2 separate regions of the Homo sapiens genome follow, and region 2 is linked to region 1. A link is an interaction called in ENCODE POLR2A ChIA-PET data of the cell type or tissue named here. Cell type or tissue: OCI-LY7. All regions are shown on one strand. Links, peaks and the distances in the headings refer to the core of each region. The heading gives the core; the rest is flanking DNA. Region 1 has its middle 14 kb from the start of CERS4. Region 2 overlaps FBN3 (fibrillin 3).

The links. ChIA-PET counts read pairs that join two places held together with the same protein. Peaks named below come from ENCODE experiments on the same cell type or tissue, not always from the same donor. Only the 100,000 strongest peaks of a DNase experiment are listed, where the experiment ranks them.
Region 2: POLR2A ChIA-PET joins it to region 1 with 9 read pairs; 3 of 35 experiments call an interaction of 5 or more read pairs at or near these places.

The regions. Positions count from the first base shown.
Region 1 is chr19:8,193,398-8,197,781 of GRCh38, forward strand. No RefSeq gene overlaps it. Among named protein-coding and RNA genes, the nearest start is that of CERS4, 14 kb to the right of the region's middle. RefSeq lists enhancers at 459-548, 839-958, 1,399-1,448, 1,823-2,676, 2,059-2,158 and 1 more. In OCI-LY7, for the core only: no CTCF peak of the experiment used is centred there; DNase peaks (open chromatin) are centred at 764, 1,284, 1,974, 3,304 and 1 weaker place; H3K4me3 peaks cover 2,703 bases; H3K27ac peaks cover 4,000 bases.
Region 2 is chr19:8,125,060-8,129,443 of GRCh38, forward strand. FBN3 (fibrillin 3) reads right to left here. Exons shown (of 64, transcript NM_032447.5): 17 at 4,181-4,306; 18 at 3,969-4,094; 19 at 1,654-1,773; 20 at 1,409-1,546; 21 at 1,238-1,288; 22 at 833-958. Among named protein-coding and RNA genes, the nearest start is that of FBN3, 22 kb to the right of the region's middle. RefSeq lists an enhancer at 3,748-4,249. In OCI-LY7, for the core only: no CTCF peak of the experiment used is centred there; no DNase peak of the experiment used is centred there.

The DNA.
Region 1 (4,384 bases), core at 194-4,193:
AAGCAGGTTCTTGTTGGTGCACAGCACAAATTGGTTATATATGGGGATAGTAGGTTTTTTGGGTTTTTCGTTTTTTTTTTTTTTTTTTTAAGACTGAGTCTCGCTCTGTTGCCCAGGCTGGAGTGCAGTGGCATGATCTCAGCTCACTGCAGTCTCTGCCTCCCAGGTTCAAGCGATTCTCCTGCCTCAGCATCCTGAGTAGCTGGGATTACAGGCACCCGCCACCAAGCCCAGCTAATTTTTGTATTTTTGGTAGAGATGGGGTTTTCTCATGTTGGCCAGGCTAGTCTCAAACTCCTGACCTCAGGTGATCCGCCCACCTTGGCCTCCCAAAGTGCTGGGATTACAGGCACGAGCCTCCGTGCCTGGCCTAGGTTTCTTTTCTTTCTTTTTTCTTTTTTTTTTTTTTGTAGTCAGTGCACACATATCACACATACACTGGGGTTTTACAAAATAAGAGACAAAGCTCTGAGTCAAATGCAAAAGTTTAGATGCTCACTCCATGGTCCTTTCCTCCAGGGAAGTCCCCACTCCCTGAGCCACCCCAGGGGACTCCTGGGCTGGAAAGAACTGAGAAACCCCAGGCCTCTTGCTCCTCCAGAGTTGCAGGGGGACAAGGCAGAAACCCCAAAGGTCCCGAGACCCTGAGCTTGGACACTGCCCCTCTTTTCCTGCAGCCTCTTCCTGTGTCCCCAGCCCTGCACTCCCATCCCCTCCCCCAACTCTGCTGGCCCAGCCCTGGCCTCCCTCCCGCACTCATTTCCGGAGGATGCCCCAGCCTGTTGCAGACATGGGGGAAGTCCAGCCTAGTTGGGGATGTCACAAGGGGGTGGGGTTAGGGCTATTTCTTTTATTTTTTATTTTTTTATTTTTTTATTTTTTTTGAGATGGAGTCTCGCTCTGTCACCCAGGCTGGAGTGCAGTGGCACCATCTCGGCTCACTGCAACCTCTGCTTCCCGGGTTCAAGCAATTATCCTGCCTTAACCTCCCGAGTAGCTGGGATTACAGGCACACGCCGCCACGCCCGGCTAATTTTTTGTATTTTAGTAGAGATAGGGTTTCACCGTGTTGCCCAGGCTGGTATCGAACTCCTGAACTCAGGCAATCTGCCCACCTCAGCCTCCCAAAGTGCTAAGATTACAGGCATGAGCCACCGTGCCCAGTCAGGGCTGTCTTATGTCTAGTTCATACTCTAAATGTTCAGACTTGACATGCCCCAGCCTATCTCCAGCCACCCTCCTCCACCGCCCAGCCCGGCAGCCCACATCCTCACTGACACGGATATCAGGCAGGCTTCCTTCAAGACCGCTGTTTTTGCCCGTTCTCAACTAGAGCCCATAGCCTTGCTCAGACACACAGGCTTGGAAGGCCACTAACTCACTGCCAGACCTTGGGCAAGTCGCTCCACCTCCCTGATCCTGCCCTTCTGCATCTAAAAAGTGAAGTATTAAAGGAAAATGCATCTGTCTGCACGAAAGCAGAAACACAGCTCCTAGGTTCTGGTTCCAGCGGCTCACAGGCTGTGTGACTTTGGGCCAGTGTCCTAACCTCTCTGGGCTTCGGTTTCCTCACCTGTCAAAGAGGAATTAAGAGGACCCACCTCACAAGGCTGTTGCAGGATCAGATGAGTTCATTTCAAATAGTGTCTGCAGCCTGAGCAACTTAGTGGGACCCCATCTCTAACAAAATTTAAAATGTGGCATGAACCTGTAGTCCCAGCTACTTGGGAGGCTGAAGATGGCTTGAGCCTGAGAGCTGGAGGTTGCAGTGAGCTATGATTATGCCACTGTACTCCAGCCTGGGCAACAGAGTGAGACCCTGTCTTTTTTTTTTTTTTTTTTTTTTTTGTGACAGAGTCTCACTCTATCGCCCAGGCTGGAGTACAGTGGCATGAGAGATGAAACACACCCCAACCAGGTGTCTGCCTTGCAGCTGGGACTAGCTTCTCCCCATACTTCCTCCTGTCTTTACCCAAGGGGCCTTCAACTACCGTGCACCTCCCTTCTGAGCAGACACCAAGGACATCCTGTCTCCAGCCCAGACACACACTCTGAGCTTCCTCTATGTGCACCTCCCACAGCCCCCTGGAGATCTGCACCTTCTAACATCCAATGCCACATCTTCCCTCCAGATCTGCTTTCACCCTGTGCTCCCTGCCCAGAGATGGGCACCGAGCCAGGCCCGCCTGCCCAGCATAGTCCAGGCCTGGGGGGTAGACCTTCCCATCCTCTGCCTCCCCCTCCTCCCTTCCCTGGGTCCCCCAGACTCCAGACACCCTCATCTCGGAACCGGACTCTGTTTTGCTCCGTTCTCTCCACTCACCTCCCACCCTGCAGCCCTGGTCACTCTATTTTTTTTTTTTTTGAGACGGATTCTCGCTCTGTCACCCAGGCTGGAGTGCAGTGGCGCGATCTTGGCTCACTGCAAGCTCCGCCTCCCGGGTTCACACCATTCTCCTGCCTTAGCCTCCGGAGTAGCTGGGACTACAGGTGCCCACCACCACGCCTGGCTAATTTTTTGTATTTTTCCTAGAGACGGGGTGTCACCGTGTTAGCTAGGATGGTCTCGATCTCCTGACCTCGTGATCCACCCGCCTCAGCCTCCCAAAGTGCTGGGATTATAGGCATGAGCCACCACGCCTGGCTTAATTTTTATTTTTATTTTTTTGAGATGGAGTTTTGCTCTTGTTGCCCAGGCTGGACTGCAGTGGTGCGATCTCGGCTCACTGCAGTCTCCACCTCCCAGGTTCAACCAATTCTCTTGCCTCAGCCTCCCGAGTAGCTGGGATTACAGGAACCCTCCACCATGCCTGGCTAATTTTTGTATTTTTAGTAGAGAGGAGGTTTCACCATGTTGGCCAGGCTAGTCTCGAACTCCTGACCTCAAGTGATCTGCCTGCCTCGGCCTCCCAAAGTGTTGGGATTACAGGCATGAGCCACTGCACCTGGCCTTGTTGTTTTTTTGAGACAGGGTCACCCATGCTGGAATGCAGTGGTACCATCATAGCCCACTGCATCCTAGAACTGTGCTCAATCGATCCTCCCACTTCAGCCTCCCAAGTAGCTGGGGCCGAAAGCACGTGCCGCCAGGTCTGGTTTTGTTTGTTTGTTTTTGTAGAGATGGGGTCTCTATGTTGCCCAGGCTGGTCTCAAACTCCTGCCCTTAAGCAATCCTCCCACATTGGCTTCCCAAAGCATGGGAATTACAGGCATGAGCCACACTACACCGGCCCAACTTTTGTTTCAGTGGAGCCCCTTCTCTCCTCCACAGCTCCTCTTCACACTCACCCACCCCCTCAGCTGAGGGACACTTCCTCTTTGGGATCCTACTCATGCCTCGAACATCCTGTTCTCACCCACACCTCCCCATCAAACGCCCCCAGTACTGACCTGGATTGACCAAGGAGCCTGTTCATTAGCTTTGGCTCACTGATCCCAGAAAAGAAGCCCCCTCTAATTAAACACGCACGAAAACCCCAGAACAGAGGCAAAAAGCATTGATGGGAAAGAACTGTATCTTCTGGAAAGTACCAATATGACAATGAATCCATTCCATGCTGTAGTTAACAAGATGCGGGCTATAATGGAGATTACAAGCTAACTCTCAAAACCAAAAAAAGAAATAATTCATTGAAAGGTTTTTTTTTTGAAGGGAAGGCATTTTTTTCCTCTGCAAATTTGTATGCAATAGTTTACATTTAACTTTCCAGCATGATTCTAGAGAGTCAATTTTTGGAAAAATGAACACATTTAAAAAAAAATGCAGCCAGGCGCAGTGGCTCATGCCTGTAATCCCAGCACTTTGGGAGGCCGAGACGGGTGAATCACGAGGTCAGGAGATCGAGACCATCCTGGCTAACATGGTGAAAACCCGTCTCTAGTAAAAATACAAAAAATTAGCCAGGCGTGGTGGCGGGCGCCTGCAGTCCCAGCTACTCGGGAGACTGAGGCAGGAGAATGGCGTGAATCCGGGAGGCGGAGCTTGCAGTGAGCCGAGATCAAACCACTGCACTCCAGTCTGGGCGACAGAGCGAGACTCTGTCTCAAAAAAAAAAAAAAAAATGCTTGTAGGTAGTGTGGTTTGAATTGTGTCCTCCAAGGAGATTTGTTAAAGCTGGGCACGTGTGAATTTAACCTTATTTAGAAACAGAGTCTTTGCAGTTGTAACCAAGTTAAGATGAGGTTATCCTGGATTAAAGTGTGATATGATCCAATGATTGCTGGCCTTCTAAGAAGGTCATGCATGGCCTGACGTGGTGGCTTATGCCTGTGTCCCATCTACTCAGGAGGCTGAGGCGGGAGGATTATTTGAACCCAGGAGGTCCTGGCTGCAGTAAGCTATGATCTCACCATTGCACTCCAGCCTGGGCCACAGAGCAAGACA
Region 2 (4,384 bases), core at 210-4,209, 68 kb before region 1:
TACGTGTGTGGAGGTGGGGGCTATGTGTTCATATTTGCTGTGAACCTAATACTGTCCTCAAAGATAAATCCTGGCTGGACTTCCAGCACTCCGGGATGCTGAGGTAGGGGGATCCCTTGAGGCCAGGAGTTTGAGACCAGCCTAGGCAAGAGAGTGAGACCCTGTCCCTACAAAAATATATATAGATATACCAATAAATAAATAAATTAGCGGGTGTGGTGGTGCACACCTGTAGTCCCAGCTGCTCAGGAGATCAAGGTACAAAAATCAGTTGAACCCAGGAAGTGCAAGTTGTAGTGAGATGAGATTGCGCCACTGCACTCCTGCCTGGGTGACAGAGTGAGACCCTGTCTCAAGAAAAAAGAAAAAAAAACCCACCCAAATGTCTTTCATGATATGTTAGCCAGAGGCAGAGGATCCCAAAGGATGCCTGAAATCTCTCCTGTTCAGGCCAGGCGTGGTGGCTCACGCCTGTAATCCCAACACTTTGGGAGGCCGAGGCGGGCAGATCACCTGAGGTCAGAAGTTCGAGACCATCCTAGCCAACATGGTGAAACCCCATCTCTACTAAAAATACAAAAATTAGCTGGGCGTGGTGGTATGTGCCTGTAATCCCAGCTACTCAGGAGGCTGAGGCAGGAGAATCGCTTGAACCCGGGAGGCGGAAGTTACAGTGAGCCGAGATTGCGCCACTGCACTCCAGCCTGGGCGACAGAGCGAGACTCCATCTCAAAAAAAAAAAAAAAAATCTCTCCTGTTCCTCAAGTCACTGCGGGTGGAGGGAACAAAGGAAGAACGTGTGGCCCTGTATGCGGACCTCGCCTGGACTCACCCACGCACAGCCGGCCTGAGGCGTCCAGCATCAGGCCCTCTGGACACTCACAGCGGAAAGACCCAGCAGTGTTGACGCAACGCCCGTTGGGACAGACTCCCGGGAAGGACTCACACTCGTTCACATCTGGGTAAGGAGGAGGGAAAGCCGGAGGGTCCAGGGAGGGGAAGGGTGCTGGCTGGCCATTCCCCTGGGGTCTCAAGTTGTCCTTGAGGAGGAAGGAAGGGGACGGGGACACGGGGACTGGGGACTTTCAAGAAGGCCTGGGGACCAGGTAGGGAGAACGTCTGTCCCCATCGCAAAAGACTCCAGGGCGGGGCCGGAGGTGGCACCCATGAGGGTGGTGCGCCTGGTTGTGTGCGGGCTCTGGAGTAGGGGGTGAGCTGGACACGGGCAGGCAGTTACCATCGCAGGTGACACCCGTCATCCGGGCAAAGCCCCGGGCACAGGCAGGGTCTGCAACTGGGAGAACAAGAGTGAAGAGAGGAGTCATTTTCTCATGCCAGCCCAAGGGGGGACCCGCCCCATGGAGGGCTTTTCCCATGGGTGCCTGGGAGGCCTCAAGGAGGATACTACCGATCTCGCAGCGTTCGCAGGGGCTCCCCCAGGCTGCCCCGAGGGTGGCGCAGCACTCAGACCGCAGGCTGGCTCCCTGAAGGTTCACCTCACAGCGGCTCTCCTGGATCTTCAGCCAGCAGGTGCCCTTGGTGCTGTCTGGGGAGAAGAGGCGGGTCACCTGTCTCACCTGCCGGCCCTACACCTGCACCCTGACCCATAGACGCCCAGCCTCTGGAACGCCGTCGGGCTCCGGGGCCGCTCACCTAGACAGAAGGTACCAGAGGGGTCCAGCCGGCTGCCAGGGCCACATTTGCAGGTGTAGGAGCCGGCCAGGTTCCGACAGACGCCACTCACACACGGGCTGGACAGGCATTCGTCGACATCTGTGGGGACAGCCCCCCACCAGGTCCTGAGCTGCAGGAGGAGTTGCCTTACCTGGCCAGGACCCCTCCTCCCCAAGGGGCCGCCGCAACCGGTGGCACGGGGTGCACCCAGATGCACAAGCATGCAGAGGGCACTGGAATCAAATGTGCATGCAAGCACATGTGTGTGCTGAGCTGTGTGTGTACATGCTGTAAGAGACAGGAAATGCCAAACTGTTTTTTTTTTGTTTTTTTTTTTTTTTTGAGACAGAGTCTCGCTCTGTCACCCAGGTTGGAGTGCAGTGGCACCATCCCGGCTCACTGCAACCTCCGTCTCCCGGGTTCAAGCGATTCTCGTGCCTCAGCCTCCCAAGTAGCTGGGACTACAGGCATGTGCCACCATGCCTGGCTAACTTTTTTTGTATTTTTAGTAGAGACAGGATTTCATGATGTTGGCCAGGCTGGTCTCAAACTCCCAACCTCAGGTGGTCCGCCCGCCTCAGCCTCCCAAAGTGCTGGGATTATAGGCGTGAGTCACTGCACCCAGCCAAAACTGTATTCTTACTCTCACCTTCAACACAACACAGAATACATCAGTGATCAGACATGGGGTTTTTTGTTTGTTTGCTTTTGCCAAGCTGCCCAATTCTCCGACACCAGCAGGGTGCCCTATAATTCAATTCTGACGCTTTCTGCCTGGAGTTAAAGTCTGACTCCACAGGTTGAGGGCTCAGTCCCACAAGACTGTCTTCCACACCAGATGCCAGTTGCAAATCGGGGCCTCCAGAATTTCTGCCTTCTCCTCGGGCTTGATCATCCGCTAGAGGGGCTCACAGGACTCAGGGAAATACTTAACTTACGTTTACTAGTTTATTATAAAGGATATCACAGGCTGGGCGCTGTGGCTTACGCCTGTCATCCCACCTCTTTGGGAGGCAGAGGCGGGTGGATCACTGAGGTCAGGAGTTCGAGACCAGCCTGGCCAACACGATGAAACACCATCTCTATTAAAAATACAAATTAGCTGGGCGTGATGGCACACGCCTGTAGTCCGGGCTACTTGGGAGGCAGAGACAGGATAATCTCTTAAACGGCGGGAGAATTGCTTGAACCCAGGAGGTGGAGGTTGCAGTGAGCCGAGATCGCCCCATTGCACTCCAGCCTGGGTGACAGAGCGAGACTCTGTCTCAAAAAGATAAAATAAAAAAAATAAAGGATATTACAAATGATGAACAGCCAGATGGAAGAGATGCACGGTGCAGGGTATCTGGGAGGAGATGTGGAACTTCCGTGCCTGCTCTCGGCATGCCGCCCTGCCAGCACACAGATATGTCCATCCACCTAGAAGCTCTCCAAACTCTGTAGTTCGAGTAGGACTTCTGGGATGTGTGTATAACTGTGTGCCCCTGAGTGTGTACAACCATGTGTGACTGGGACTGCAAGTGTGGGAAGTGTGAGAATGAGTGTATGGGCCAGGTGTAGTGGCTCGCGCCTATAATCCCAGCACTTTGGGAGGCTGAAGCAGGTGGATCACTTGAGGTCAGGAGTTCGAGACCAGCCTGGCGAACATGGTGAAACCCTGTCTCTACTAAAAATACAAAAATTATCTGGGCTTGGTGACGGACGCCTGTAATCCCAGCTACTTGGGAGGCTGAGGCAGGAGAATCGCTTGAACTAGGAGGCAGAGGTTGCAGTGAGCTGAGATCGTGCCACTGCACTCCAGCCTGGGTGATAGAGCAAGACTCTGTCTCAAAAAAAAAAAAAAAGAATACGTGTGTATGTAAATGTGAGTATATATGTGTCTTTGAGTGTGTATGTGTGAATGTAGGTACATATGCAAGTGTCTTTGAGTATGCATGTCTGTGTACACATGCACACAGCATGTCTGAATGTGTGTCTGTGTATACACGGCATGTGCAGCGTGTCTGGGTGTATGTATGCATGACACATGCAACGTGCATGTCTGAGTGTGGTTGTGTACAGGATGTTTCTGAGCGTGTGCATGTGTGTCTTGTGTACACACCTCATGCAACATGTGAGTATCTGAGCGTGTGCATATATGTGTGTGTGCACACTACATATAGCATGCGTGTGTGAATAGAGGTAACATGTAAGCATCTTTGAGCGTGTGCATGCCTGTGCGTGCACACGCCACATGCCAAGTATGTTGGAGCATATGTGTGTGTGCAAACCCACGTGAGCCCGGGACCCAGTACCTTTGCAGATCTCCGTGTCCTGCCAGAAGTGGAAGCCGGGGGGGCAGGAGCAGCTGTAGCTGCCAGGGCTATTCTGGCACCACCCGTTGTCACACAGGAGGCTGTTGAGGGCACACTCATCCACGTCTGTGGGGTGGGGGTGGGAGAGAGGGGTGAGGGGTCTGCAGTGGGAGAGGCTGCCCACACATCCGCCCGCCAGGTGGCATGCTCACCTGTGCAGTCCTTGCCTGAGGCACCTGCCTCATAACCCAGGTTGCAGACACAGCGGTAGCTGCCCCGAAGGTTCTCGCACACGCCATTGGCACAAACCTCAGGATCCAGAGCACACTCGTTGATGTCTGCGGCAGGAGGAGGGTGTGTCAGCAGCAGCAGAAGGAGGGTGTGTCCGAGGCAGGAGGAGGGTGTGTCGCGGCGCA